4 separate regions of the Mus musculus genome follow, and regions 2, 3 and 4 are each linked to region 1. A link is a loop called in an ENCODE intact Hi-C map of the cell type or tissue named here. Cell type or tissue: left cerebral cortex. All regions are shown on one strand.

What was found. Peaks named below come from ENCODE experiments on the same cell type or tissue, not always from the same donor. Only the 100,000 strongest peaks of a DNase experiment are listed, where the experiment ranks them.
Region 2: it touches region 1 in a loop (2.4-fold over the local background); 3 of 42 quality-filtered maps call a loop at or near these places.
Region 3: a loop joins it to region 1, with 2.2 times the contacts of the local background. A loop is called at or near these places in 2 of 42 quality-filtered maps.
Region 4: a loop joins it to region 1, with 2.0 times the contacts of the local background. A loop is called at or near these places in 2 of 42 quality-filtered maps.

What each region holds. Positions count from the first base shown.
Region 1 is chr12:31,892,764-31,900,763 of GRCm38, reverse strand. It overlaps Cog5 (component of oligomeric golgi complex 5), which reads right to left. Exons shown (of 23, transcript NM_001163126.1): 18 at 6,556-6,793. It also overlaps the pseudogene Gm35666. Among named protein-coding and RNA genes, the nearest start is that of Hbp1, 53 kb to the left of the region's middle. In left cerebral cortex, a CTCF peak has its summit at 3,651 (motif pointing right); DNase peaks (open chromatin) are centred at 4,687, 5,106, 7,198, 7,768 and 3 more places; H3K27ac peaks cover 2,926 bases.
Region 2 is chr12:31,706,186-31,714,185 of GRCm38, reverse strand. The region is part of intron 6 of Cog5 (component of oligomeric golgi complex 5); the gene reads right to left. It overlaps Gpr22 (G protein-coupled receptor 22), which reads left to right and starts at 303. Exons shown (of 3, transcript NM_175191.5): 1 at 303-686; 2 at 1,625-2,615; 3 at 4,151-7,319. The coding sequence starts at 4,176. The coding sequence ends at 5,474. In left cerebral cortex, a CTCF peak has its summit at 6,938; DNase peaks (open chromatin) are centred at 1,787, 4,329, 4,460, 4,716 and 1 more place; H3K4me3 peaks cover 5,415 bases; H3K27ac peaks cover 4,000 bases.
Region 3 is chr12:31,821,800-31,829,799 of GRCm38, reverse strand. The region is part of intron 11 of Cog5 (component of oligomeric golgi complex 5); the gene reads right to left. Among named protein-coding and RNA genes, the nearest start is that of Gpr22, 110 kb to the right of the region's middle. In left cerebral cortex, no CTCF peak of the experiment used is centred here; DNase peaks (open chromatin) are centred at 3,078, 3,729 and 4,689; H3K4me3 peaks cover 893 bases; H3K27ac peaks cover 1,888 bases.
Region 4 is chr12:31,726,830-31,734,829 of GRCm38, reverse strand. All of the region lies in intron 6 of Cog5 (component of oligomeric golgi complex 5), which reads right to left. Among named protein-coding and RNA genes, the nearest start is that of Gpr22, 17 kb to the right of the region's middle. In left cerebral cortex, no CTCF peak of the experiment used is centred here; DNase peaks (open chromatin) are centred at 23, 1,768 and 4,511; H3K27ac peaks cover 982 bases.

The DNA.
Region 1 (8,000 bases):
TCTGAGGTTCAGTCCATCATGAAGGCACGGAGGGGCAGAACAGCTCATCAGGTGGTGGCCAGCAAACAGAGAATGCCGGTGCTGCTGGCATGCTTCCTTCCCTCTCAGCTCCAGCCCAGCTGAGGATGGCTGGACCTAGCTCAGGGCAGGCTCCTCCCTCAGGAAACCCTCTCTAGAAACCCTCCTGTGCTTTACTGAGCTCCTAGGACATTTGCAAGCCAATCAACTCACAGATTAGCCATGACTTTACCTCAATCCAGAGAAGTTGTGATCTTTATAAACTTAATGTTAACTGCTATGAAACAAGTTCAGGAAGCCACTTACGTTTATTAAAAGGTAAAGACTTTAATGACGTTTACATTTCTTACTAAAGAGGCCCAAGATGAGATATTTTGATGTTGCTAAGTAAGAGAAGTAGTTCAAATTCTGTCTGTGATGGTTTGAATATGGTTGGCCCAGGGAGTGGCACTATTAAAACCTGTGATCGCCGGGCGTGGTGGCGCACACCTTTAATCCCAGCACTTGGGAGGCAGAGGCAGGCGGATTTCTGAGTTCGAGGCCAGCCTGGTCTACAAAGTGAGTTCCAGGACAGCCAGGGCTACACAGAGAAACCCTGTCTCGAAAAAATAAATAAATAAATAAATAAATAAATAAATAAATAAATAAATGGCAGACTCTGAATTGGTCAGTCTAAATTCTTTATAAAAAAAAATAAAAAAAAATAAATAAATAAAACCTGTGATCTTGTTGGAGTAGGTGTGGCCTTGGAGTAGATGTGTCACTGTGGGTGTGTGCTTTAAGACTCTCATCCTAGCTGCCTAGATGCCAGTCTTCCACTAGCCGCCTTCAGATGAAGTTGTAGAACTCTCAGCTCCGCCTGCACCATGCCTGCCTGGATGCTGCCATGCTTCCCACAGTGAAGATAATGACTGAACCTCTGAACCTGTAAGCTAGCTCCAAATATATGTTGTCCTTTATAAGACTTACCTTGGTCATGGTGTCTGTTCACAGCAGTGAAACCCTATCTAAGACACTGTCTTAGTTGAAATATCGAGAAAAAAAGCTTTCTAGACTATGCTCTGTATTCTATATAGGCACTGCAAGTCTCCAAAGTCAGTAGAACCAATGACGATTCTTACCAGTCAGTATGGTCCAAGTGACTATAAAGTTTAGCTCTCAAGATTTCAGTGCCATGTAAGTGGCAGAATTCTAAACTATAGTCACTATAAGGTGACCTAGTCTTAGCTCAGTCGTAAGTCAGGTGGAGATGATAATACGTGCTTGGTATAATTACAGAAGCTACATGTATAGACTCTGCTTGCATGACACAGAAGTACTCAGTGCTAAGCTGGTGCTGACACATGGCTCAGGGGTTAAGGACTCTTGAAGAGGAGCAGGGTTTAGTTCTCAGCACCCACATGGTGGCTCACAACTGCTTGTAACTCCACTGCCAGGGATCTGGTGACCCCTTCTGTGTTCCTTCCGCAGACACGCAGATGGAGCATATATATACATGAAGGCAAATGCTCAAACACATAAAACGAAAACAAAATAGGTCTTTAAAAGTTCTAAAATTATCAGTATTTAATTTTTTCTTATTTAAACTATTAATATAATTAATATATTATTAATTATAATTAATATAATCTGTCCCCATGCAAGAAATTAGCAAATGTTGGTTTCACTTCCTTTTATTTTCCTGCTTTGACTGGAAACTCTACTTGACATTAATGGCTCCTGGTTCTTTATCTACCGCATGCTCAGGCAAATTGTTTGCCATTTCTGGTACACAGAGGAAACTGGTCCTCCAAGCTCACTAAAAATGTGCTCCATATAAAGACAAGGTTAGAAAGCGGCTGAGGGCAAATTATTCCCCAATAGTGCAGTGTCTTTATTTAAGAAACACACAGGGAAGCAAGTCACTGGATCAGCGCCCTCATGAAACAGCACTCAACACTCCTTGCCAATGGGGGCCCCAGACGCTTAATCAATCGTCATTTGGGCAGCAAGTTCTACTCCCGACTCACAGCCAGGTGCCACGTTATATGTGAGCATGAGGCAGGGAATTAGAAGGAGATTGTCTCTCTTTTAAGAATTCTCATATTTAGTGAGGGTTTTTTTTTAATGTAACTATTCAACAAGATCATAGACCATGTATAAATGTGTACATGAACACACAAATATCCATGCCCAAATAGCTTTATAATGTTGTTAAATGTTAGTTGTACTGCTGAAATAGATACAGTACGCATACAGAAGTCCACAGACTTGTTACTAGGCCATGAGAGCACACCGAGAGGCCTGCAGCGGGTTCTGAGACGCGCAGGGCAGCCTCCTTGTGATGCTTTTGTGTTAGGTCAGTGCCAATCTTCTGGTACTAAAGACTCAAAATAAACACCAACATTCAGAATAAACACTAAGTCTTAAGGGGAAAATCTTACATGATTAGAAAACTCTAAAATACAAAGGCTAAAGAAATAAAAATTTAAAGAAGAAAATGCCAGTGTTCTTGCTGACAAGATAAGAACAGCTGGGGACCACTGTTCTCAAACCCAGGTCAGGGCTGATGGGCTAGTCTTCGGGCCTTGTTGGGAGTTCTGGTCTCCATCAGAATCGAACAGTTGCTCTGCACTGAACACAAGTAACTACGTAATCGGCACAAGCTTCTGATTGGCTAAGTCTATCCCACCAATAACTGTGGTGTGCATATACGGGTTTCCAAGCACATATTCTGTGATGTAATTTCTATGACATATTTTGGTCATCTTTTTCTTCCTATTACCCTTGTGATTCATTCAAAGATCAACCCAAACAGCCTTTGACCTAGCCTGGAGTAAGACTAAATGTTAAAACAATTAAATAGCTATGGAAAAGTTCCTGTATGAAAGATTATCGCCTCAAATGACTGTGAGCTCTGTGATGACACAGACAGATTTCAAAGGCTAAATCTTTCAGATAAATTTTTAATCTATAATGACCCCCGAGGGACTGAAAAGTCATTTCCCTTTAAACACTGAAGTCCATGCTTGAAGGCGGAGTTCTGTGCTGGAGGAGTCTGCGGGGTTACAGATGGACACACGGTGGTAGGCCTCTGGGCTGCTGCCCCACCTGGCTGCTACTCAGTACCCACCAGGCACGTGGTCAGCCACCGGACACACCTACATGTTTCAGGGGTGTTCGTACACTGACAATGGACAAGAGAAAAAAGGCAAGAGGAGTCAGAACCAACAGTGGTTTGCTTTCCTTCCTAACTCACACTTTTGAGGCAGTGTGGGAAAGATAAAAATGTATCCTTAAAGGGCACCAGAAAATGTATGAATAGAAACTGCTAGGAGCATCAGTAAAGGATTTAATTCCAACTTCAATATCTGTTCTTTTCCTCGGAGGAAAAAAGAGAGCTGAGTGAGGCACAGGGGGATGGCGCTTCAGCAGACAGTGGGCATGTCTGCCCTGAGTGGGACTAGGCAGAACCCTGCGGGCGTGGACAAGCTCAGGGCTTTTTGAACTGCTGTGTGATTAGTGTAGACAAAGAGGCAATGTGGTCCCAGCAGGAAATTAATTACCTGTAGGAAGCCACCTCATGCTCATGACCTAATTCTTAGGGGACCTATGCCGCGCACTTCCCTCAGTAAGAGCCCTCCAGATGGCAGCCTGCAACTACCTTTTCTCTGCACTGGCGCCCTGTGGAGGTCAGGATTGTTTCAAGAGTCCTTATGACGCTTCACTTATTGTCTTTACTGCTAAACTTCATGTCAAAATCTACCCAAATTCCTTCTGTTGGCCTTTTCTTGAGCTCTGCTTTCAGCCAAACAGCAGGGACTTTCATCACAGGAACCCTTTGCAAAGACACAGAGAACCCTGTGCTTTGGAGCCCAGTAACCTCAGTGGCCTGGTTTAATTGTGATTACAAATCGACAGACCTTTCAGTTACTCGCCAGTTAAAAGGCTCTGGTCCCCAATGGCTGCCTGTGAAGCAGACACATTTCAGGGAAATGTTATTTGAGAGTTTTGACTAATCCAGACAAAACATTTCCAACCAAACGGGACTCTGAAAGCTGGGGTTCACACACAATTACAGTTTTGATCTAGTGAAATCAAAACCCCAGTTCAAAGTTTAATTAGAAAAACAGTGGAGTCCTGATTCTGACCTAACACCCGGGAAGGGTTTGCTAATACTACTGGACGCAAACGCCACGCTTCAACGTGTCTTTCCTGAGCCAGGCTAAGAGGAATGGTAGGATCTTGTTAAACTGGGTCACACTGTGGAGCAGCAAACCAAGGGTAGGTGCAGGGGCTGAGCCTCCACAACTAAACCCTACAGCACTGCTATAAAGTCCACTCAGCACAGAGAAAACACCATTTCTAAACACAAGAATCTGTCAAACATAAGTAACAGAGTTTCATTTATCCTGAGGAGGAAATGGCTTCAGAAGGTACTATGTCTTTAAAAAGAAAGGGGGTGGGGGATGGAGATACAATTCTGAGTGCTGCAGCTCACCCCACCACTGGAGGCTGTGCACTGTGAGCCAGGGTTAGCTGCAGTGGGGGGCTGCCATCTTTCAAGAGAACACATCATTACAATAAGCAAGCCTCCCTCTCCTATGGCACTCACTCTGGCCATCTCCTGCTCAGCTGCCATTCTAATTGGACTTGAAGTGCTGCCTCCAGGAAAGTGACTCAAGGACCAGCTGGAGAAGAATGCAAATAAGCTGGTGGGGGAGGGAGCCGCAGAGGAGGAGGAGAGGAGACAAACAAAACCTAGGAGAGGGCCAGGAGACAGACCTATCAGAGATATTTTTAAGGAGTAAGACAGGTCCTTGGACACACGGACACAACTGCCTCCATAAGTCATTATTCAGAGAGAAGGAAGGTGACAAAAATGGACAAGGTTAAACCATTTGAATGGGAGCATTTAATTTCTTTTCTCACATGTACCTATTAAAGGTATCTTTTCCAAAGGAAGGTTTATTTTGTGTAGTTTCACAGCCTCATTTGCGGAATGAAAATAACTGCTTGATCAATTACAAGCAAGGAGCTTTTGAAAGCCAGGTTTGGGCCTTAAGTATGCTGCAGGGTGGGAGCACCTGGCAGCCATGACCCTGAGCAGGAGGCCCAGGGCATGCTCTCAGACACACAGGGACTCAGTGCTGACAGGAGTAATTATCTGTATGTCCAAGGACGACCGGGCAGACTGCAATGGAGACTCCCATGAATGACTACTGAGATTAGTAAAGCTAACAGCTTTGAAAGGGTTAAGAACTGGATTCACCCCTGAGTCATCTGCTTCTGAAGACACTGGGTGCTTAGGGCCTTTTCTCTGCTTCTGATTCCTGAAGGGGTAGGAGGAAGACTCGGGTAGTTGCAGGTAATTTTAAGGCTAGCCACAGGGGCAAAACAGTACTGCACTTAGTGAAGAACCCATATAATCAGGCAGTATCTTCAGGCACCCTGCCTGTCTCTCACTGAACACAGACGCTCACTGCTCACTATCCGGGCTAGGGTTGTTCTTCTCAGGATAGCACGCGGCTCCATGGCTCCATTCCTGCTGTTTACAACATCAGCTCATTGCGTACATTATTTTGAGCCAAGTAAACCAATGATTATTATTGGCTTTAGGGAGATGAGAAAATAGAAATAATACAAAGTGTTGCTTTATTGTGACATAAGATACTTTGCCTTAATCTTGAACAATCAAAGATGATTTTTAATTTTGTTAAAAAGAAAAACAGCATTTGTGTGTGTGTGTGTGTGTGTGTGTGTGTGAGCTGATAGCGCTCCTTTGAACATAGTGAATGTGCCTAAGACCTGCTGGATATTCTGCAAGAAATGTGGGAAGCACCCACCCCACAAGGTGACACAGTACAAGAAGGGCAGGGTTCTTTGTATGCCCAGGGAAAGCGGCGCTATGACAGGAAACAGAGTGGCTACGGTGGGCAGACCAAGCCTATTTTCCGCAAAAAGGCTAAAACTACAAAGAAGATTGTGCTGAGACTGGAGTGTGTTGAGCCCAACTGCAGATCTAAGAGGATGCTGGCTGTTAAGAGATGCAAGCATTTTGAACTGGGAAGCGACAAGAAGAGAAAGGGCCAAGTGATCCAGTTTTAAGCCAATTTTGTTATGAAGACAATAAGATCTTGACCTTTCACCCCCTTTGATTGCAGTTGGTCTTTTGGGAGGGAATAAATTAAAAGCTTCCAGAAATTAAAAAAAAGAAAAAAAGAAAGAGAGAAAGAAAGAAAGAAAGAGAGAGAGAGAGAGAGAGAGAGAGAGAGAGAGAAAGAAAGAAAGAAAGAAAGAAAGAAAGAAAGAAAGAAAGAAAGAAAGAAAGAAAGAAAGGAAGAAAGAAAGAAAGAAAGAAAGAAAGAGAAAGAAAGAAAGAAAGAAAAACAAAATAGTATTTGGTACAATATTTTAAAACTCTTTTTTGTAGTGAATTAGTTTCAGGTGGGTTTTCTTTTCTCTTTAGCTACATGAATAGTTAAGACACTGATGTTTACTTAATACATAACAGTGAGGCTCAAACATTAGTTCCCTTGGAACAATGCATCAATTTACCTGTGCAAAATCAGCAGCAAGTCGCAGTTTCCCACCTTCACCAAGAGGTCTTATGAGACTGGCATTGCGGATAAAAAGTTCAATGGCTCTTTGGGCAATAGCTTCAGTGTTGTCAAAAACAAAATCCAAGCATTCAAAGTGTTTAAAGTAGTCATTCATAACTCTGGCAATGAAACCTTGTAGCTCTTTCATGTACAGGGAACAAGGAACATCAGGTTTTCCTGAGCTGCTTGATGCCCTATAAAAGGGAAAAAAATTTCAGCATTGATGCACAAAGCTACAAATATATTTTGCCCCTGGTTACTATTTCAATCCTGTGCAATTTATTTTTCCTATTAGTGATATAAAAGCACCAATTTTGTTTTGTTTTGCTAAGTATTAAAGAAAATAAAACAATGTTTAAGTTGTATTCTTAAATTTGTGTTTAGATCCTGTGAAGATTACTTACGGATTTTAGCATGCTTTTACTTAAAAGATTATGAAGAATAAAACACAGCTATCTGTCTGAGATGAATCACACGCTGGCCTTTCAATGTCTGACGCAGCTTCCAGCTCTCCGTCCATTCCTATGTTTTGCCTGGTAAGTGAATGTGTCAATAATAGATTCTGAGATGACATTTTATACTTCTCAAGGGCAGAACATGCTTGGTGGCAGCCCCTGCTCTTGCAGTTGGTCACATCAGTCCGATGGCAGCACGGTGACAGAGGGACGGTTGTGTAACAATATGCAGTATGCAGTTTTTCTCCTCCAGATGAGGTTTAGAAAGGCTTTAATTTGGAAAAGTAGATGATACCAGCTGTGCTTCATGATATACTATTTATAACTTATAAATGTTTACAACTGCCCTTTAAAGAATATATTCAAAGAATATGAAATATTTATAGGGAGGAGGGGTTATACCAAAATTAGAAATCACCTGATCCTAGCTAATAGATGAGATCATTGACTATATAATGCTGAGTTTTGTCCAAAAAGCAAGGGAGATGTTTCCAACTTCTGAGAGTGATGCAGAGGAAATGGAAATGGTCTAGAGATGAACACCAGCCATGACTGAAGTCTCTGAGACAGAGAGCAACGTGAACTTGATAACCTTCACAGCAAAGCAATGGCAGCTATAATAAGAGGTCTCCCACCTCCAGAAGAAGACAGAACTAGGGGAAGCTCCAGAGTATGAAAGGCTGTCCTAATGACGGAGGCTCCCCACCAGGTCCACGGTACAGCGTGCTCAGGCTCAGTGTCTTGGCAGGGTGCTGTGTGCTGCCTGAGCAGAGCCGCTTTGGGTCCTGATGGCGAGCACCATATGGGATTTGTCTTCACCAGATTCAGGTCACTACATGGCCTATTTTCATTCAGGTGCGTACCAAAAGAGAGTGCTAAGTGCAAAAATAAAATATTTTCATATCCATTTGTTTATTTACTGAAGAGGCAGTAAACATAGTGACAT
Region 2 (8,000 bases), 190 kb after region 1:
AAGCAGAAACACAACAAAAAAGAAAAAAACTATGTTCTTAATGTTTGGCATTGGGAATCAATAAGCCAGAACCAAATACACATTTTTAAAAGACTAATTTACTCATATTCTATTTAAGAGCAACAAACAACCAGTTAAAAAAACTTAGGCTTTTAAAACAGCATCCTTATATAAAGCCATTGGGGAGGGGGGGGAACACCCCTGCCATACATATGAAGCAGTTTAAGCCAATACAACTGGCCAATCAAAATTAGTGAATGCACTGCATCTCTCTGCAGTGGGGAGAAGCGACAAGGTAGGCTGTCACTCTGCAAAAGCTGCTCGGAGCAGGCTTCCCTCTCCAGAGCAGTGCCCTTCCTTTTCAGAAAGCCTGGATCCGAATGCTGTCTCAGGAGACAAGAAGCCTTCAGTATGCTAAATTACTTTCATTACGCATTTTCAGATGCTTATTGACTCCACAGTAGGAAGAGTGAGAGGCTGCTGCAGCCGAAGCAGCACTACATATTCTATACATTAGCAGGGCTGCTGAAACAATGGCACAGTAGATACATTTCCATTAAGGTCGCTTGGAAGAGATTTTTATAACCCTTTTCCCCCAGCCCTTGTACTTTCAAATCAACAGAATGAATCAATCAAAACTGGAAATGCTTCAACTACATCAGGAACTCGTCAGCTCTTTAGCAGAGGTAAGATGTGTTCCTTATTATAGTATATAGGTGCTTTTGAAACAGCACAGTGGAATAAAATTACTTTGGAATTTTTAGCCTAAATTTTTAAGAGTTTGATTGTTTTCCTTCTACTTATTGGTAAATAGGTAATTTTTAAATTGGTTTCTTTTAACACATGATGTATTTTAATGTAATTTTTAGGGTGCACTGTTAAAAAAAACCATTCTGTTCTGTTCTCTACAATGAACTCCAAAAACAGCAGCTCTTAAGTCTCTTCGGATATACCAAATATTCTTAATGTCAATAATACAGCCTTTCTCAAGTGCTAAAAGAACATTCATATTTCTTATAAGAAGCTAGTTGACTCTCTGGCTGTTTTATGTTAAGATTATAATTAGGCATGCTTACTGAAAATTATTTAATATGCAGTTAAGATTTTTTTTTACTACCATTTACATTTCACCCACATGAGCAATTCATCAAAAGAAATTTATAGTGTCTTATCACAGAATCTGGTTTAATGAGTTAAAGTTCAAGCTATGTGCTAATAATTAAACAAGCTGCAATATTTCCCAGCATGCGGGAAATGTTAAATTTATTACCCAGGGGGACGTGGTAGTATGTTTACTGAATACTAACTGTTCATAATCTCTGAACATTCAAAATCGCTTCTAAGAGAGAAGAGGAATATTTCAGAATTACAGTTTTTCTCATGTTTATATTTCAATGCTAATTCTGCGGCTCAATCAGGTAACATAGTATTATTTCTATTTTGAAAAGGAGATTTTATTTGAAGAAGCTTCATTTTATGACTATAGCTATGCCTACAGCAATACAGTTTGCTTATTTTGAGAACAAATGCTACATGGATTAATTTCTCTAACCAAAGTAACTTGTGATTAATTCAAAATTATTAGGATACCTAGTCCTTAATCATTTTTTGCCTTTTTCACAAGGGCCCACACCTAATTCAGTATACACAACTGACAATTTGAAGACTGCAACTGACTGAGAGGCTCGCTAGCCTCTGAACCACAGACTACCAGATATTCTTGTAACACATGATTTTAAGACACTAAGGAGTTAAAGCCTCAGATTAGCTGTGCTGGAACGGAACAAGCTGACAGCATCCCAAGACGATGCTACATAGACTAACCACGAAAAGAAAAAAATAGAACTGTAAAAGCCTGAAGACCAACTGGTGAGCGTTTTAAAAGGAAGATCTCACACTTTAATATAGCAGAATTATGGACACTATTGATTGTGCAAGAAACAGTGAAGCAAAAACTTCAAAAAGGAGAATGTCATGATGTGCCAGCAAGCAAAACAAAGCTTTAGCAAAGGTTTTTCTGCACTATTTAGATATTCATATCAATTGGTATGACTAATAGAGTTTTCCATCTGAGCTTTATGACCAATTATGCATCCTCTTCTAATGAGAACAAACCGAATTAAATAGCAGATGGTTTTTATCAAAAGAGCGTGTACTGGATTTATAATATAAAGCAAATTATGTGATCAAGAAATCATTTCCAAACAATGAGACCTGCTGCAGACAGAGCCTGAAAACAAATGGATATCTAAATGCATTTTAGAAGCTAGAGACGGGATGTTTCCTTTTCTATTTTCACATATTCTGGAAAATAAAGAGATACAATCTTTTATTTCTTCAAAAAGAAAATGCAATTTCTATCATTTGATGAAGTTTCATTTGCCTGAAAATTATGTGCTGTTCTTTAGATATCCATTAGCCAACTAAATCTCATCATACAACTCAAGTACTCAAATAGCAAATGAATGAATTCCTACAAAACATGAAATAAAACACAGCTACTCCACTGTTACCAGGAAAAAAAAATTCATGTCAGAATTGTCAATGACATCATGTATCAATTTGTGGAAAACTACCATGGTGAGCCCAAAGGCCCATAAAGCAACAGTAAACAGGTAGGTCAGAGGATGCATGGAGCCCCACAGAAGAAAATGCATGTTTTCTATCATTGCTGTTGTACTTGACAAGTGTGCTTTATTTAATTATAAATGTGATGTGACAAAACAAAGACCTGATGTTCAGTCTTCCAGTTCAGAAAATTTAGTTCTCTTAGAATTGCCCATTTTCACAGGATTTCAGTAAGCTGAGCCATTTTATATAAATATGTGCCTGGTAATACCCATTAAAATGAAATTACTGTCATATGTTTCTGAAATATGAATAACATGCATAAGGTTGTCAAAGGTAACATCAATTTAAATGTCATTGTGAATTTTGAAAACCATTAATTTTTATACTTCAAAATGAAGTATTTTGCTGTTAAAATGTTATACCTGAAATGTGAAATATACTTGGATGTATGAATTCATATGTTAAGCTGAGTAACCTCATTGCAGACATTTCAGGCCAGAAAATCAGATATCATTTTTATAAATGACTAAACTCCTAAAATATATATTTGCATGAATTAGTCAAACCTGTTTATTTCAGAACTTTTTTTCAAAATTATTCACTGGCTGATGTGAACAAAATATTTCACAAGTAATGTATAACTTAAAAGCTTCCTCAAAAATGGACTTCAGAATATTTTTTAGAATTTCATTTTTCTACCCCACAAATTATTTAAGCAAAAGAACTGAATACAGTCTTTAAAACCACTTCAAAAGCATCTACTTCTTAATACACATGAAATTTTAATTTCCTCTTTCTACAACACACAAGAGGGTGTGGTCACAAAATAAATCAGCCACAGGACTACTTTTTACTAAGCTTGTGGCTTTTTACTTTAGCATAATGAACCCCCCCCCCAATTTCTGTAAGTCTACTGTAAAATGTAGTGGGCATACTTGCCATGACAAACAAAATGCCCATCATTTGCCCCTTTCTCTGGAAGTAACCCCAAAGTTCACACTGTTGGCATCTCAGAGAATCAGCTAGAGTCGCTAGGGCAGTGGTAAGACAGGGAGAACAAATTAGTGCTGTGTGGCATTTATCCTTTCAAATGAACACTTGTCCCTTCATTTAAAATCTCACAGGGATAATTACACCTACACTAATCATGCTAGAGCACACTGAGATAGCATTTACATTGCATCCACTCACAACACGGTTTTAAATGAAATCTTAAAGCACTGGACCAGAATTAGGTTTGCACTCTGAGAAATCATCTTATTCAGAAGGACTTTCTCTGAAAAATTAATTCTTAGCTATTCCCAAGGAAGTAAACCCTTATTGCACCGATAGTAATCTGCACTAGAGAGGAACAATCCCCATATGGTTATTTCTTCAAAAATAGAACAATTTCCCTTTACACCAAAAACAAGGTAGCCCTGATGTTTCCCAATTCTACATTTTGAATCAGCAGTTTACTAAATAAAAAAATTAAACTAAGAACATGATAAACAGATATTTTGTTGTTTACAAAGAATATCATGTCTTGCATATATATCACTAAACTGCCAAACATCAAATATCCTATTTGATTTTCTAGGCAAAACACCAACTGCTCCAAAAGAATGTGTTTTTCTCCTGTTCTGGAAATCAACATGCAGTCTGAATCAAACGTCACGGTGCGAGATGACATTGATGACATCGACACCAATATGTACCAACCACTGTCATACCCACTAAGCTTTCAAGTGTCTCTCACTGGATTTCTCATGTTAGAGATCGTGCTGGGGCTTGGCAGCAACCTTACCGTCCTGGTACTTTACTGCATGAAATCCAACTTAATCAACTCTGTCAGTAACATTATTACAATGAACCTCCATGTACTTGATGTCATAATTTGTGTGGGATGCATTCCTCTAACTATAGTGATCCTTCTGCTCTCACTGGAGAGTAACACTGCTCTCATCTGCTGTTTCCACGAAGCTTGTGTTTCCTTTGCAAGTGTTTCGACAGCAATCAACGTTTTTGCTATTACTCTGGACAGATATGACATCTCTGTAAAACCTGCAAACAGAATTCTGACAATGGGCAGAGCTGTAATGCTAATGACATCCATTTGGATTTTTTCTTTCTTCTCATTCCTGATTCCCTTCATTGAAGTAAATTTTTTCAGTCTTCAAAGTGGAAATACATGGGCAAACAAGACACTGCTGTGTGTCAGTACAAGTGAATACTATACTGAGCTCGGGATGTACTATCACCTTTTGGTGCAGATCCCCATCTTCTTCTTCACAGTTATAGTCATGTTGATCACATACACTAAGATACTCCAGGCTCTTAACATCCGCATAGGCACTAGATTCTCAACAGGACAGAAGAAGAAAGCCCGAAAGAAAAAGACAATCTCTCTAGCTACACATGAGACCACAGACATGTCACAAAGCAGTGGTGGGAGGAATGTCGTGTTTGGTGTGAGAACTTCAGTTTCTGTAATAATTGCCCTCCGGCGAGCCGTGAAACGCCACCGGGAACGACGAGAACGGCAGAAAAGAGTCTTCAAAATGTCGTTATTGATTATTTCTACATTTCTTCTCTGTTGGACACCAATTTCTGTTTTAAATACCACCATTCTATGTTTAGGCCCAAGTGACCTTTTAGTAAAATTAAGATTGTGTTTTCTAGTCATGGCTTATGGAACAACGATATTCCACCCTCTCTTGTATGCATTCACCAGACAAAAGTTTCAAAAGGTCTTAAAGAGTAAGATGAAAAAGCGAGTTGTTTCCATAGTTGAAGCTGATCCCATGCCTAATAACGCTGTAATACACAACTCATGGATAGATCCTAAAAGAAACAAAAAGGTTACCTATGAAGACAGTGAAATAAGAGAGAAATGTTTAGTACCTCAGGTTGTCACAGACTAGAGAGAAGTCTCAGCGCCACCAAATACATTCAGAAGAGTTTTAAATTTAAATTGTAAAAATGAAATTACTGCCAAATGTTAGAGAAAACATTCTAGGTATTGGTTATGTTGTAAATTTTCAATGTGAATGTCAATTAGATTAGGTCATATATATATACTCAATTTCTTCATTATTTAATGTATTTGTTGCATGGCAGTTTGTTAAAAAGTAATATCATGTGTATATTTTGTCAATATTATGTCCATCAGAAGATATCCATGTAAGTCATATTTTCTAAAGAATAAATATGTAGCCTTAAAAGAGTGTATAACTTTAAAATGTAACTGACACAGGTATCTACGTTTTTAAAAACAATGTATGAGGTCTATTATTTCTAAGCCACGAACTACAGATATATTTATATGGTGACAAGTTGCATAAAGTATTTAACACAAAAAAATTATAGGCTCAAAAAAATCAAAGCAAGATTTTCTGTACCACTATGCTATGTTTCTGATAATGACCAACTTGTTATAATATTTTAACAATGAAATAATGAACTATATATAAACCTTATTTCTTTTGAATGTAGAAAATGTAGACTATATTAGTATTTCAAAACCATAAGTCAATGAATAAATAAATCCTATATATGCACACAAAAATAGGGAAACTTTAAAATTCAAGTTTACTATAAAAAGAAGAGACTGAATTCTATTACAAGGGTAATATGCCTACTATACAAAGGAACCAACAATAAAGGGAGGGAAGAAAGCCACAGTAACACCAGCCTTATTCCTCCTTCCTCATTTGGCCTGATTCTACAGCAAATGTCCTAGGCTAAAAGAAAAGACTGGTCTTAAAAGCCTGCAATAAAGAAATTTTTCACTTAACTCTACACTATTTTGTATACAAGACGTTAACCACACAAATAGGGAGACTGAGAAGAAGATGAGAACCATTTCTGTCACTGTAGAAAAGCCTAACACAGCCAGATGTTTCTAATTTTGGATACATAGCAACTTATGTGAGGCAGAATTTATACAACATTCCTTCCAAGCCTTCAAAATACAGCAGCTCTGTCTCCAGTCTCTAGGAGATTAAACTAATAATAAATTGTGTCACATTTCTGTTCCTCCACCATGTAACTTAGACATTATTCTCTTAAATCCTCAATTCTTATTGGAAAATTATTATTCATTGTAATTATAGATTGTAATTATAGATTGCTATTTTCATAGCAAACAAGAATTTCTTACTTGTTATAATAATCTGGCAATGCATAGTAATACCAAAACTTAGCAACAGCTTATTTAAAATAGGTAAGTACCTGCTATATATAACGAGATAGCTTGACAATAATTATTCTATATTTTAAATACTATATGAACTAAATGAAGTAACATACTTTTTAAATTTAAAAGATCATGTTAAACAAGTTAATATGCATCACTTTTTACACAATGGTGAGACTCATCTAATCAACCTCACTGACCTGCCTCGTCCCTGGGGGAATGAATGTGATACTGCAGCTTGAAATCACTAAGGTTTCTGGAAAATTAAATTGATTTATTTTGATTATAATACTAGAGTGTCAAAACTTGGCAAAGGCCTACCTTTCTTCTGCTTTATGAAATTTTAAAAAATGCTACAGTTTGATAAATTGTAGCATAATCAAATAAAATTTATTTTTGAAACCTAAAATTAAAACTTAATGGTGTTAAGAATTTTTTCACTGAATGTAAACATTTGGCCTACAATATATCCTAACTGTTAATTAGAACTTTTAATGCATTTTGTACTTGGACTTCCAAGCATAAGTTAAAATACTAACACCTAGATTTATAAAGTCTTGATTTTAAAAACTAGACTGCTTGTAGAGTTCGTGTTATGAAACCCATTCACTGTGCTTTCAGTATTTTTAATCATGAGGTTCATAAGCATTCTAAAGACTTTAGTATAGAAGCTAATTTTTCTGCCCTGTTAGCCTAATAGTTTTCAAGCATCCTGACCTTCTGAATTAGGGGGAAAAAAATAGCAAACATTGTAACTTCACCCTGTAAGCTGCTATTTGTTCATTGGACATCAAAGTTATATCTACTGACTTAAAACAAACAATATCTGGAGAAGAAGAAGAGAAGAAGAAAAGAGAAGAGAGGAGAGGAGAGGAGAGGAGAGGAGAGGAGAGGAGAGGAGAGGAGAGGAGAGGAGAGGAGAGGAGAGGAGAGGAGAGGAGAGGAGAGGAGAGGAGAGGAGAGGAGAGGCAGTAAGAGGGACAAGCCTCCAGAATCACCAACATCCTATAGGAGTGTAATATGTTGACTCTTTGCCGGGCTAGAGAGGGCCAAAATGATTGGCAGCAGCCCAGGAAAGAGTCAAAAGCTGGGACAGGCAGTTACAGTTACAAGCAACAGGCTTTCCTAACTAACTAAAAGACAACTGGCATTAAGAAAGTGAAGAATTAAGCAGGGCCACGTAGGGAACCATAAGAAAGCAGAATGTTACCCTGCACAATGCAACTATTTAGCTATGCACTGTAAAAAGTAC
Region 3 (8,000 bases), 71 kb after region 1:
CAATCACAAAAGAACATACATGGTATACACTCACTGATAAGTGAGCCCAAAAGCCACTGACATTAGCCCAAAAGCTCCAAATAACCAGGATACAATACATAGACCACATGAAGCTCAATAAGAAGGAAGATCAAAGTGTAGGTGCCTCAGCCCTTCTTAGAAGGAGAACAAAATACTCACAGGAGCAAATATGGAGATAAAGTGTTGAGCAGAGACTGAAGGAAAAGCCACACAGAGACTGTCCCACCTGTGGATTAATCCCATATACAGACACCAAACCCAGACACTATTGTGGATGCTAAGAAGTGCATGCTGAAAGGAGCCTGATATGGCTGTCTCCTGAGAGGCTCTCCCAGAGCCTTACAAATACAGAGGCAAATGTTCACAGCCAACCACTGGACTGAGTGTGGGGTCTCCAATAAAGGAATTAGAGTAAGAACTGAAGGAGTTGGCAGCCCCATAGAAAGAATAGCAATATCAACCAACCAGGTCCCCCAGAACTCCCAGGGACGAAGCCATCAACAAAGGAGTACACATGGCTCCAGCTGCATATGCAGCAGAGGATGGCCTTGCCATGCATCAATGGGAGGAGAGGTCCTTGGTCCTATGAAGGCTCTACTGATGCCCCTGTACAGAGGAATCGAGGGTGGGGAGGTGGGAGTAGGTGGGGAGGTGGAGGAGCACCCTCATAGAAGCAGAGGGAAGGAGGATGGGATAGGGTGTTTACAGGGGGGAGGGAAACCGGGAAAGGGGATAACATTTTTAATGTAAATAAAGAAAATATTTAATAAAAAATTAAAATGAAAAAATACCATAATTAAATAAAAGTATTCTGTCAAATCTAAGCCCTGGCTTGATTTACTTTTTTCTAGGTCACATAAGCCCTTCTCATGCCCTCACACCAATTAGCGTCATCTTGCAAAGGCTGCCAATTTCCTCTTCCATGTATATATGGTGCTCAGGATGGTGCTTTCATTGTCATTGTTACTGTTATGACTCTGACATCGGGGGTCACTTGCTGTTGCTGGAACACCCTAAGTTACTGAAGCTAGTCTCTAACTCCTAATCTTCCTCCTGAATGCCAGAATCTCAGGTGTATGCCATCATGTCAGGTAAATGGTGCTTTACTGGCTCAGTAGAACTATGCAGAGAGGCCAAGCACAGTGGCCTACACTACAACCCTAGCACTCTAGAAATGTATGCACGGAGATCAGCCAGCATGCAGTTTCAGGCCAGTCTGGGCTCTATAGTGGAAACCTGTCTCAAAGGCAAACCAACAAACAAAAAGCCAAGGTTTGGAGATGTGTTAGCACTTGCCCCCTAGAACCACACATACACACACACCAATAAAACAAAACGAAACAACAACCAAAAACCTAAGGTAAATTGTTTGGATTGAAAGGAAAAAAACCTCTAAAATTCATTTTACATAAAAATGAGGTTAGTCTTACACTGTGAAGTGTATGTGACCTCAACTTTTAAGAAGTAAATTGTCTATATAAAGTCCTGCACATACATAGGATATCAAAGTAGAAGTGACGTGAACCTGCCTAAAGGAGTAAAGGAGGACTAAGTAGAGGCAGGTGGGAAAGGAAGAGGGTAAGGGGAATGTGCTCAAAATGCATTCTGTGCTTAGATATATGTTCACATGCAACACAGGACCATGCACAATGAACATACACCAAAAAACAAACAAACAAAAAAGCCAACCCAATTACTCCCCGCTAAACTGAGAAAAATGAATCATTTAGCTTCATTGCCATAATGTTTGTTTGCACTGTTGTTTAAGACAAGGTGAAGTGTGGTTCAGGGTGGCCAAAACTTCTGATCGTCTCACCTATGCCTTCCAAATGTTCTAATATTAAAAAAGACCAAAAAGAAAGCAGTCATATTTATTAGCTACCTTATTTGTTCTAAGTCTCATAACATTTGTTGTTTGTTTTTCCCTTTTTCTTTCTTTTCTTTGTGACAGGGTCTTACTTTGTGGCACTGACTGGCCTGGAACTCACTATGTAGACCAAGTTTCCCTCACAGAAACCTACTTGCTTCTGCTTCCTGGGTACTGGGATTAAAGGTATATACCACTAAACCTGGATATAACATAAACTAGGAGTCAAACCTTGGAATAGCAGCCAATACTGTTAACCACTGAGCCACCTCTACACCAACCCCCTACCATTTTTAAATACTAAGTTTTCATGAAAGGACACAGCATCTTCCGTCATCCCTTCCCTCTTATTTCTGTCTGCCAGGTCCTATTTACTAAATCTCTGCTGTGGGTCATGTGATTCACTAGCCATTGGAGATGCCACTTTCATGAAGAGCACTCCTTGTTTTATGGGGCAAATATTCATGTGGTGGTGGTAATTAGACACAGCAGATAAATTATTAATATGGGCTATGGAGAATAATGAAACATTTTTTATGATGAAAAATTCTGGAAAGTCTCAAATGAGAAAAAAAAAGTATGTTCACTTTGCTTGTTTCTGTTGAAACTTAAAAATATAGATCATGGGGCTGGTGAGATGGCTCAGTGGGTAAGAGCACCCGACTGCTCTTCCGAAGGTCCAGAGTTCAAATCCCAGCAACCACATGGTGGCTCACAACCATCTGTAACAAGATCTGATGTCCTCTTCTGGAGTGTCTGAAGACAGCTGCAGTGTACTTACATATAATAAATAAATAAATCTTTAAAAAAAATATAGATCATACCAATAGTTTGCTGAGTCAATATTTTTATCTGGAAACTACAAGAGAAAAGAATAGACAAAAGGCTTAGAAACCATATTTTGCAACTAATCACGACCCACAGATAATGAAAAGGACTTGCTATATTAAATAATTTTATCTTCATAGTTACAGGTTTAGCATTTTACTTTTGAATAAACTAAATTTAATTTTATTGTTTGTTCAAACCCAAGAACTATACTTTCTAGTAGACTATTTTTGCCAAGCATGAACATGCATAATCAGTAAGAGCATGTTCCTAGGAAAATTCCCCTTAGATACATTCTGCCAAAATATTACTTAAGACAATCTGTTACATTGCCTGTAATCTTCAACTCTGCAGATGGCTCCATTCCTTAACAAGGCTTGCCTAGAATGTGAAGAAGCTCTACAGCACACTACAGGGACCATGCACGCTAAAACATGGAAGATGCTTGACAAACGACTTACTTTGGAATTCTCCCCAAGGAAGTTATTAAAGTAATAATGATATCAGAAGATACAGACTACTCTAAATGTGAAATATTAATGAGAATCTCTGCCTAAAATAATTATATGTCCTCTCAGTAGCTTCTTTGACTCACAAACAGATGGCCCCAAGAGGTAAGAACTGAAAAACATACCCTGAATTTCACAATTAAGAAGTAGGTCACTGGTAACCTTAATGAGAACAGTTTCAATAAAATCGTGGAAGATAGTCAGACCTGTTAGTTACACCTAGCTGGGAAATGGACAGAATGGAAATGAAGACAAAAGTAGAAATCACTCTCATGAGAAAGAGAGAAGAGGACAAAAGGAGAATAAACAGTAACTAAAGAGGAAGACTTGTATTGGTTGTGATTAGACTGAAAATGTAAGTTTACATTCAAGGAGAAACCAGAACTCCAAGGCAGAAAGCAAAGCACCACTGGTGCTGGTAAGAGCTTTCTCCAAAGCAGATTGAGCAAGAGAGGACGCACAGCCGAGGAGGAGGAGACTGAGCAAGAGCGGATGCACAGCCGAGGGAGAGGAGACTGAGCAAGAGAGGATGCACAGCCGAGGGGGAGGAGACTGAGCAAGAGTGGACGCACAGCCGAGGGAGAGGAGACTGAGCAAGAGTGGACGCACAGCCGAGGGAGAGGAGGAAAGTCCAGGCAGCTGCTCAAGGTCAAGGGGAACCCAGCTCTAACGTGGAAGAAAAGGCTTCAGAATCTGAGCTTCTGAATGGGACACTGTCCTGCCTTCAGAGGGTTGGTTACTCAGTGAGAACAAAATGAGGTAAAGCAGAATGGATGGATGGCCAGTACTGAGATCTAGAATGGGTAAAGAAAGTAAGACAGGCAAACAAAGATGAACAAAATCTCTGTCTGTCTGTCTGTCTGTCTGTCTGTCTGTCTCTGTCTCCCTCTCCACACACACCTCCCACCACCAATAGCACCACTACCTTTTATACTACATAGGGAATCTGATAAGATGGCTCAACAGGGGGGCTAGAAAGATGGCTCAGCTGTTAAGAGCACGAACTGCTCTTAAAGAGGTCCCGAGTTCAATTCCCAGCAACCACACAGTGGCTCACAACCATCATAAATAAATAAATCTAATAAAGGTTAAATAGTGGTGGTGGTAAGTGGTAATAAAACTAGATTAGGGACTTCAGCTTCTGACTGGTTAAGATGGTACACAAGAGCCAAACTGACCCTCCTATATGACTGCATACGTTAGTGGATGCAATCTTTGAAACAGTGGTTTTTCTAAGACATTTTATATCACAGAACAAATGACGTGATCTCTGAAAGGCAAGAAACAGAGTCTTCCTGCTTACTCTTTTGGAAGGAATTTCCAGGCCACAGCACAGGAATGGGGTTAACAGACCTGCACAACAGACTATGGAAGGACGTACAGAGAGGGGAAAGCTACACTATCTCAAAAGACCTGCAAAGGGTCCACCCAGAGTACGTGGCAAAATTCATCCCAGCATGTTGTGATTTTCAGCCCTAGAGGATAAACAGCCACCCCAAACAGTAGAGGGGAAAAATCTGTTAGTCACACAGGGCTGGAAATAATCTCTGTTCCTTACAGCCTGGCTGGGAGCCTGATGGCGCGCACCTCAGGGATGTGGAAAGGTGCCAAAAGTTCTACATCTGAATCAGGAAGGAATTATTCCTAGATTGATCACTGCTCCAACTTTGCTAATAGATCTTAAAATAAGTCTCAGAAGGTTCGATCTGTGTCTGAAGCAGACAGCAAGAGCTCTTAAAGACAGCAAAGGCCACCAGCACCAAGCCAGGTAAAATACAATGTCTGAGACACAAGGAAGGCAATCTAACAAAAGAGCAGGAGTAAAAGCCACAGAGTGGTATCTAAGTTGTATAAGCTTAAAACTTCTTTCAAAGAATAAAAACATTATACTTAAAAAGTTTAAGATATTTGTATTATGCTAAAGGCTCTGGGAGTAGATATATCACACTGAGAAAAATTTAAAACAAATCACGACAGTGATAGCTCAGTGAGTAAGAGCGCCCACCCTAGGTGACTGGTGACCTGAGTTCAATCCCAGGAACCAACAGAAGGAGGAGGAAATGAACTTTCAAAAGTTGTTCTTGGAGCTCCAGATGTATGCCATGAAATGCTTATATTAGAAAGTCCACACATACAAAATAAAATGAAAAGTTAAAAAAGTTCAAAAGTCATTAAGGGAAAAGAATCATGTCTATAACAACCCTGTATCTTAAAGAACTTGTTTTAAAAAAAAAGTGATAGAATACATTCTAATATTCAACAGTGCTAGATTACAGCAACCAAAATAAAAATTCAGACAGGGTACATTTCCTCTTTCTGGCTTGATGGTGGCTACCAGCTTCCCAGGGAGTCTCACAGTAGGCAAGCTCTTACTAGTCTCTTTTGTATGGAAATATAAATTGCATGAGATTAGGGCCCTACTCCATGATGCTATTTAACTTAATTTCTTCCATAAGATTGCTGTGGTGTAGCTGCTTCGGCCACACTGGAGCAGTTGTGAGGACTTTCACCTCATTAACTTCCATCGGGTGGGGTGAGTGGAGGGAAGGAATGGGGATTAGAAACTTCTGAACCCCCTTCCCACAGGCGATTCCTATCACACCTAATAGTAAAGTTGACTGACATGAGATTTCTTGATGTTGCAGCTTGCAAGAGGCATCAAGGAGATTGCTGAGTTGTACATCTTGAGTTGTTCATGCGTGCCTAAGTAGCCCTGGTTCACTGGTTCACCAAGCTGGACTTGGATGAAGATTTTCACTGCTCTGTCAATGTGACTTTCCCCAGAAAAAGTCACACAACAAGCTCTGTCCCAATGTCACAATGGAGATTTGTGTTCAATATATTAGTTGCATGTGTGTGGTGGGGACACAAGCATTATTTAGTTCCTAACACAGGTGGTTTGAATATTCTCAACAATTCTTTGTTCCTTTTCTCCCTCAGCTTTAAGACTTTGGCATGTAAGTCCCACAATGCAGAAAGTCAAAGCGTTCTTTGCTTTCCTTCCTCGGACTTTACTTGGAATAATGTTGGTGTTTATGTCTTTAAATCCTTAAGCCCTTCCCTCCTTTAGGGTTAAATCTGCTACCATTCTCACTTATTGAAATAATTTTAGATATCATAAGTTTCTTTACAGTGTTGATTTACTCACTTGCCTCTGAAACACTTGAATAAATATAAATATAAATGCTTGTAGAAGGGCTTTAAACTCCTGCTTGACTCTTTCATTGATTATTCCAATGTCTCTGCTCTTTCTGGGGATGGATCCTACTCTGCTGTCTCTCCCAGGTGTGCACACTGGAATTACATGCTGGCTACGTGATTCTACATTGTTGATGACATATTTTGTTGTGCTTGGGCTCAACTGAGCAAACACAGCGGGACGTCTATTCTTTTGTTGTCAATTGGACTATATCTGGAATGAATTACAGTCCAGAAATGGAAGGCACACCAGTGAGAGATCTTTTTGCTTGGTTTGAAGTGGGTGAATCCACTTCTAGTCTGGACCTTCAAGCCAGGAAGATAGATGCCTTTGATCTTGATGTTGAGGAAGACATACCTTTAATCTTTTGCTAGAAGGCAATAGAAGGGCATAAAAGGAAGCTTTTGCTCTCTGCCTGCTGTCCCTCCCCATGCTAGCATATTTGTTCCTTCACTGACATGGGAGCCGGCTTCCTCAGGACTCCAGCATTTATTGAAAACCAGCTAAGACATACATACAGCTTTTCAGACTGAGCAACTACTAATTTCTTAGACTTTCTATTCATAGCTAGCCATTGTTGAATTAGCTGGACTGCAGCCTGTAAGTCATTCCAATAAATCCCCTTTCTATATATAGAGAGACTAATTCTATTATTTGGTTACTCTAGAGAACCCTGATTGTTAGGAGAGCAACTCCTTGCTTCTTGAGTTTTGTACGGCTGTCTGGAACAGCTAAGCAGAAAGCTGAGTGACCTCGAAGTTCAGATTGCTTCCTTTCCTCATGGTTCAGGGTCTAGAAATAACTCTTGCAAACTTTATTCAGTGTCTAACTTAAAAGTTGGAGAGGACTGTGTTATTGCAGTTGCTTTGATAGATGAGAGTCAGTGTGTGCCAACTTCTTGTTTTCAAGATGTATGAGACTTTGGATCAAAAAATAAATAATCCTTAGTATATTATGTTTAATGATAAGGTTAATTGTTTTCTACCACTTTCACACAGTACCAGCCTTGGAGGGAAAGAAAGCACTTGGGTGTTGTAAGATGTATCCTGCTGGGAATGGGCTTCTGATTAGCCAGGGAGAGCCGAGTAGGAACAAGGAAGTGGAAATACAGCACAGGTGAGAAGGAACCATTATCCACATTTACAATAGGCCTTTCCAGGAAGATTTGTGATTAAAAATTTTAGGAAAGTTATCAATTTTTATAAGTTACACTGGACTGAGCAGACTATTTAAAATATGTGACAATGACTAGACTGTTTGCCATAGAGTCCTAGAGTCAAGTTGAGAAAATGCTTCCATAGGGTTGGCCTGTAGGTAAGTCTGTAGGGCATGAGAAGGTCCCTGGGAAATAGTCCTGGATAACGTGAGAGAGAAACACGAGTGAGCAGGCCAGGAAGCAGGAAGCTGCATTACTTCATGGCCTCTGCTTCAGTTCTTGCCTCCAGGCTCCTTCCCTGCTGGAGCTCCTGCCCTGACTTCCTTCAGTGATGGACTGTTACCTAAAAGTAAGTTTAACATGAAATAAACCTTTCCTCCCCAAGTTGCTTTTGGTCATAGTGTTTTATAACAACAAAAT
Region 4 (8,000 bases), 170 kb after region 1:
CACATTCCTTGGCTCACAGCCCACTACTCCATCTCACACTTTGAATCTCTGAACATCCTTTGCCTCATCTCTCTGACTCATTCCTTCTGATGTCTGCTGAAATGAGTCCCATGTTTAAGGGCTCATATATTAGGCTGAGCCCACACAGATAGCCGTCTTATCCTAAAGTCTGTAACTGTAATCTCACTTCAAAGTTTCTTTTTTAATATATCATGCTCACAGGTTTCAGGAAATAAGTGTTCACAGGTGTTCATGGGGCAACTATTATTCCTACTATACCTGCAAAAACAAGGAAGCAGTATCCTATGGACACAGCAGGGCAGCTGTACACAGCTCGCAGCTAGTATGACAACATACACAAACCCTGTGGAAGCCCAAGCTAGACCAAATCCCAGCAAAAAGAGAAAAGCTAAGCACACATTCCCACCTGTAGCTGAGAAACTACTGGCAACTAGTAGCTGTTGGGAGAAGAAGAGATCATTTTCTCAAAAGTGTAGCCAGATAAGTCAACCACTCTCAGTGTAAGACCACAGCATGAGAGCATCTCACAGCACAATCAAGTCTTAAAGAATGTCTTTAAAAGTTGGGTGGACCCACCCTGCTCTCCCTTGTTTTCTTGGGTGACTGTCAGGGCAGCTTACTGCTCCTCCCACCTAGACAGTGGCCAGTGTCTGGTGTCTCAGAGATGAAAATGAGGTTTTCCTTACCGTAGAAATAAATATTCATATGATTAAATTCTCACACACACAAAACCACATGTTGGGTGGATAGGGAAGGGAATCAAAGAAGAGTTGGGAGAGGACAGGTGAATATGATGAAAATATCTTGAATGAAACTATCAAAGAACTAGTATTTTTTAAAAGTGCAATGTAATAAATGCTTGTTTTAAACTTTTTAATTTGTTATATAATAAATAATGTATACACAAAGGGGGAAACTATGCTCAAATCATTTCCAGTATATGCACTTATAAACAAGATATACAAAACACTGGAGATCTATACATTCAGCACCCATACAAGAGAAAATGCTAATAAGCATCTTTCTGTATTATCTCACTCACAAGCTATTACCCAGCAGATGGAAGCCCTAGACTCTGGTGGAGCTTGCACTGAAGCTCAGTTGTTTCACATTCATACTATACGGCACCTATTTCCTTTTCTCTTAAAATCTAGTTTGCTTTTATCACATTTTAAGAATCAACATTATGATTTTACTGTCAAGAGTACTTTTTCTTAAATGAATTTTACTATTGCATATCTTCCTCTTTGCCCCTCCCATCCAAATGCATAACGTATTATCTCAGCAACGGTATTTCAGCTGCTATTTTGCTGAGATTAAAAAAGAAAGTTGCTTCCTAAAATCCTAAACCTACTTTACAATCCTCCTTTTTCTATTCTCTCATAATATATGGCAAAGCCGGCCATCATCTTTTCTTGACTTCCACATCACACCTTCCTAGCTGCTGCCCCCAGGCACCTCTGCCACCTCCCCCTATGCTCATTCACTGAGTACTGCAGAGATCAGAGTGATCACTGTTTTCACCTTACAGGGATGAAGATAGCTTTCATAGCTGTCTCTTCTCGTCTATTTACTGGACTCCAAATTCTCACGTATAGGAGAAGAACTTAGAGCTTAGGCATCCAATACACATCTGAAACCTATCACGTCTCGGGGAACACCCAATCATCCCTTATTGAGCTGGAACTCAGGGCCTGATTCTGCTAAGTCGGCCATACTTTTCCCAGTAACCCTGTCTCATCCTGGACGCTCCTCCCTTAGTTCTCAACACTGCCAGCTGCTCACACACCACTGCCTGGCAGGCTGTGCTTCACTGTCTCTAATGATGCTTCTAAATCTCCAACCCACTTGGCACTGCTGTCAGAGCAGTCTTTCTAACTATAAATCTGATCATCACTCTCTTTAATGAGGCCATCTTTCTTCTCCTGTCAAGTTCAAAATCTAGAGCATGGCTCTCCAGACCATCTCTTCAACATTCCCCCTCATTCCCCTTGTTCCTAGCTCTAATTTCTTCTAAAACAAAACACTCTCTGGCACATTTTCACAAATCTGGACAAACAGCTATCTCCTTAGCCGCCCAATACCAGAATACCATTCACATCTCAGCGTATCTACGTCCTATGTTACATCTCTGATCATGTCCTGCCACATTAAGTTGTCCTCCTTGAGCCACTTCATAATATTTCAACCCTTTGCATTATATTTAATATTTGCCATCAATGTAAGTTTCTCTGTCTAACCAAACTACAAACTCCTTACTTTCAGTGTTGCCTTACACACAGTGAAACACACAGACTCTACTGAGTAGTGGTTAAAGGTCTAACCACACAGTCAGACATCTCTGTGGTGATTCCCTACCACTTAATTTACCAAACAGTCACATTTCACAACACAGAAGAATTATAGTTGAAAATAAGACCTAAATATCTTATACTAATAGAGTATTTGCAAAAACTTAAGTAATAGGAAGTGCAAGAATTCCCCAACTTTCATGAGTCTTCAGAGTTACTGCATACAGTATCAACAACAAGGACCTGAGGACTAAAAGAGATGGAGGAGCAGGATTATAGTCACACATTACCTAAATGACCCCTTCCTGAACATCAGTAACAACAAAATGTATTCCACGTTCTTGCCACAGCCAATAAATCACTACAAATCAAGGATCTTCTAAGACAAAAGTCAAAAATAGTCAAAACCTCCAACATTAAGTCACCTGATGTTTTCACACCGTCATTTCCTCAGGTAACAATTTCTAAAGTTAGTGCACCAATTATATTTTTAACACATCTGAGATATCCCTGCTATACCACATATCCAAAAACATAATATATCATAAATTTTTATTCTTTGATTCAATAGGTGGAGTAATTGACATAGCTATTATATACCAATAAAGTTTATTCCAAGTTAACTATTCTTAAATTCATTGGTAATATCATGAATGTACTTCAAAGTATTAAATAAACTATTATATCACTAATTCTTTCAGTTCATGAATACCATCATTAAAATGTGAATATTCTGAATTATGCTTACATACCTAAATATGCCAATTCAAAACTAGTTTTAACAATATACTCAAATAGATGTAATATTCACTAACTGCAACTTTTACTTTTTCAAAAGAGAGGAAAAAAATTGAGTAGATGCAATGGTGAGCTGGTGTTTAAGTGGTACCCAGATTAGGGTAGCAAAACACAGTGGATGGTGGTAGAGAGAATGGTAAAGATGTTGTTGATACAAATGATCTTAATGAAGCTCTGTACTCACAGATATTTGCAACGTTTTAGAAGGTGTTGGTGATATCTGCTTTTCTTAGCTTGTGACCACTATGGCTTAGATACCTCCTCCCCTGCAAGTTAAAACACTGAGGCTTAATTCTAAAAAAAAAAAAACAAAAACAAAAACAAAAACAAAAAAAAAAAACTCCCGTCAGTGGATTTGAATGCAGGGCCTTTGGGAGGTGATGGTGATTAGGGTTAGACAATGTCTGTAAAATGAAGCCACATGGTGGCACTGCAATGTAGTAAGAAGAGTAAGGGATCTGCCGGGTATAGGGAGACACAGGGGTAGTCTTGACAGTTGGGATTTGGAGCATGAATTCAAGACTAACTTTGTATTCATATTAAGTTTGAAATCAGCTTAAGTTATATTATGAGCCTCTGCCTCAACTAGAGGAGGAAGAAGAGGAAGTGGGGGAGGAAGAGGAGAAGGGAGAGGAGAAGGAGGAGCAAGCTACTACAAGTCTTACTGTGCCATGATGTGATAAGAAGGTCCTCACTGGATGCCCAGGACATGTCTTGTTCTTGGACTTGCTAGCCTCCAGAACTGGACCCAAATAAATTTATACTCTTTATAAATAGTCCTGCCTCATAAGTTTTATTAAAGCAACAGAAGATGAGCTGAATGACATTAATGAAAGTGCTAGTAGTGTGGGTGTCTGTACCAATGGTGAACTTGATGGTAGCCTTGCTATTGTTCATGATGGTAGTGGCATTACATAATCCCAGTACTCTAGAGGCAGAGGGAGGAGGGTACAAGTTTGAGACCAAAATGGTCTACAAAGTAAGTTCCAGGCTTACCAGGAACGCATAAATAGCAAGAGTTTGTCTCCACATAAAAATTAAACAATCATCTTAAAGCTGATCAAGTAAGATACAATTAAGCAATTAATTAAAAGCACAAAGTAACTCCCAAGTAATAGTTATATGGTTAAATAGGTATGATCAAGGATGAATTGTATGTAGTAAAATGTCTAACCTGATTACAGAGTAAGTTACTAACTAGTATGTTAACTAGTATGCTATGTTCAGAAAACAAATTAACAGATTCAGTCTTTGAAAGCTTAAAATGATTTCAAATTTGACTTCAACATGACATGAAATATGAAAATTAAAATCTACAGATGGAAATTTAGTACTGTGTGTTTTACCTCTGGGAGTCACAGGCTGCACCATGATGCTATTCTTACAGTACAAATCTGTTGTGTGGGGAGCGGGGGAGGAATAACTGTGTTACAGGAAAAAAAGACTAGAACAAATTGTTGTAAGAACATGCTGGGTTTTTTTCAAGCATCTTTAGTCTTCATAAGTAATCTTATTCTTTAAGATTTTGTATATGTTGATATGCAAACAGATAATCTATATTTAAAAGATCTACTGCCTTTAGAATTGAGAATTTTTAAATATCTATAATGACAAGGAAAATAATGAAATTCTTTTAGTTGTTGTTGTTGTTGTTTTATACCCCAAGACAAACCAAAACATCAATACAAAACTACAGAGAGAAGGAAGTGCATGATCAGAGAAACAGCTGGGCTGCTTTGGAAAAGGACTGTGTCAGCAGATGTGAGGTGAGCCCTGCCAAAGTGCCTAGCCCTCCTCTGAAAAAAGCCCATTCTTGACACTCTGCCTTTCTGAAAGCTGCCTTTTTCCCTACTGTAGATTATTTTTATTTAAAAAGTTCTAATTCATTAGTTCTTATATGTTGTCAGTGAGGAAAACATTATGAACAAGAAAAACGGGCAAAAGACACATTAAAAAATGAGTATTCGCCATAGGAATACTTGATAACCATGGTCTTTATTACAGCTTAAAAATCATTTTTCTACTTTACAATTAAATTACAATACAATTATTTTAGACAAAGAGTTGTAGTTTGTTTTTGTCTTCCTCACTGGTGATGCTGTTTTATGAAAATATGGGATGGCATAAGAACAAGTTCTAAGTCACCAGGAAGTAAGAACTCTGCACATGTTTGACAGAGTACAACAGTATGAGGTGAAGATAATGCATGCAAGAGCACAACGGAACAAAGAATGAATGACGTTGTGGAGAACAAAGCAAGCTGAATCCAGAGTCTGTCTGTGCCTAAGTTAAAAAAACAAAAACAAAACAAAACAAAAAAAGTAAGAGATGGACGAGTAACTAAGGACACAATGTGCTGCTAGGTGAAATATATAGGAAGTATCAATACGGTGGCAGATAGCTGTCTATTCTCCCAGCATTGGTGAGGCAGCCTGATCTGATCTACATTACAAGCTTCAAGACTACCAGGGTTATGTGGGGGGTGTGTGGTTTTTTTTTTAACACATGAGAGAGAGAGAGAGAGAGAGAGAGAGAGAGAGAGAGAGAGAGAGAGAGAGAGAAAATGTCTAAGAATTTGGGAATTCAGATTTTTACTCTGTGAAGATGTAAATATAAACAAATTATATTTAAAAATAAAAAGATGGAGCATCAACGAACAACCTGGTGCTGATCACAACATTAAAGCCTGTGAACTCTCAAAGCTAAGATTGTTTGTTGTTGTTATGCTTTCCATAGCTATTTGTAACATATTTTGATCCACTGCACTACCCATTGAAGGCCTCTCTAATTCCCTCCCTATCCCCTACCTCTTCCCTCTCCTAATTTACTGTGCTCTGTTTTTGAGCCCACCAAGACCACTTAATGCCCTCTCTAGATGCAAGATCCTGCACTACAGCATTATGCTGCTTCCCAGAAGAAAACCTACTTTCCCTCCCTTTAAGTGGCAGTTGCAAATAGCTCAACTAGGAGGCCCTCTGCCCTCCAGGCTGGGATTCTAGCCTGTTTGATCTCCTGCAGATCTTCTGTAAGTAGTCTCAAAGGCTGTCGCTTCATGTGTACAATAACCTTGGTGTGCCCAGAAAACAGTCTTATTCTGTGGTCTTCTATTTTTAAATGGGGGGAAAAAGATGATATATTTGTATATGGCTCACTAAATCAAAATGATTTATATTGGCCCTTTACAGGAAAAGTTCCTCATCTACATAATATTTCCTATTGGGGAGAATAAATTTACTAGAGCTTGAAGAGAATAAATTTGAAAAGACATAAATCCACATGTGTAATACTTTCTCCAGTCATGATATCGTCTAAAAAAATGGGAAAGTGGAGGAATAAGAATATCCATATTCAAAAATCCCTCAGGAACTCATAGTGGCTGTGGTTATCTGCACAAGATTGACCTAGTCAATTCAATATGGATGAAGGACAGATAGACAAGCATGTATGGCAGTTTCCACCCAGGTTAGGAAGGAAACTTAGGATGTAAACAGAATGTGAAAAAACTGGGATATTTTAGGACAGAATATTTACAAGAAGATTAAGCACAATGCCCTAGGGGGAGGTAAGACATTCCATGCTGCAGGAAACACCATTAAGACAGGAAGTTAGTATATAGCATAACTATTCCTCAAGACTTCAATCAAAAAGAATCAAAATGAAGGAAATGTATGGTAATCCAAATCTATTAGCATTATTTGCTTTTTTATGCTCTATGTTGCATATGGTTTTTTCTGGTCAATAAAAAGTTGGAATTAACAAAAGAAAAAGAAAGACAGGAAGTAAACAACTTAAATTAGCTTCAGGAAATCCCTAAAACCTAACAGATAAGCCAAGATGAAAAGACTCAGACAAGGGCAGCGGCCAGGAAGAAACAGACAGCTATGTTACCTAGAAAAGGCTCCGATAAATTGAGCCACAAGTTTCCAGCTTTTGTAAACTGTCACCATGCTAGGATGGGCTTTGATGACACAACTATCTTTGAGTCATTTCACTTCTCTATGAAACCCTTCACCAATAGTCTTGTAAGTAACTCCAATAAAATTCACTGGTTCACCAAGTTAGACTTTGTGGCATCCACACTGTAGTCTGTCACAGGTCCCTTTCTGGGATGAGTAGACATATGTGTGTTGTATCTTCCTGGGAAAAGTTAACACAACACAAACCCACACCTCAAACTAAGGAACTACAACAGCTGATAGCTGCAAAGGAAGAAGCAGTTTTCTTTTAGGATGAGAACCCTGGTAGATTGACCATGCTCCCATGGGCAGTCCCACAGCTATTTGCATATAGAAAGCACTAATTTGGATTCTGGGGTGTACAGACTACTTTTATATCAGCTTGATGCAGGCTAGAATCATCTGAAAGGAAGGAATCTCAATTTAGAAATTGTCTCCAGAAGACCCAGCTGTAGTGTATTTTCTTAACTAGTGATTGATGGGGAGGGCCCAGACCTTTGTGAGTGGTACCATTCCTGGGCTTGTGGTCCTAGGTTTGATAAGAAAAGGGTTGAGCAAGCCATGGGGAGCAAGCCATTAAGCAAAACTCCTCCATGGCCTCTGCATTAGCTTCTGCATTCGGGTTCCTGTCCTAATTTCCTTCAATGATGAACAGAGATGTGAAAATGTAGGCCAGATAACTTCTTTCTTCCCTACATTGCTTTGGTTGAGGATAGGCTGATTACAGGACAGATTTCAAATAGGCAGTTAGGGAGGTTAGGCATAAAAACTGGGCAAGCCCAGCAAGTCAATTACTAATAGAAAAAACCCCAGGCTCCAGCATTCACGCCCAGGTAATGGAATGTCCCAGCCACCAGGCTGCAGCAAGGACAATGGATCAGCAGCAGTTTCCAGACACCCTCAACTACTTCCTCAGTAACAGTTCCCAGACCTC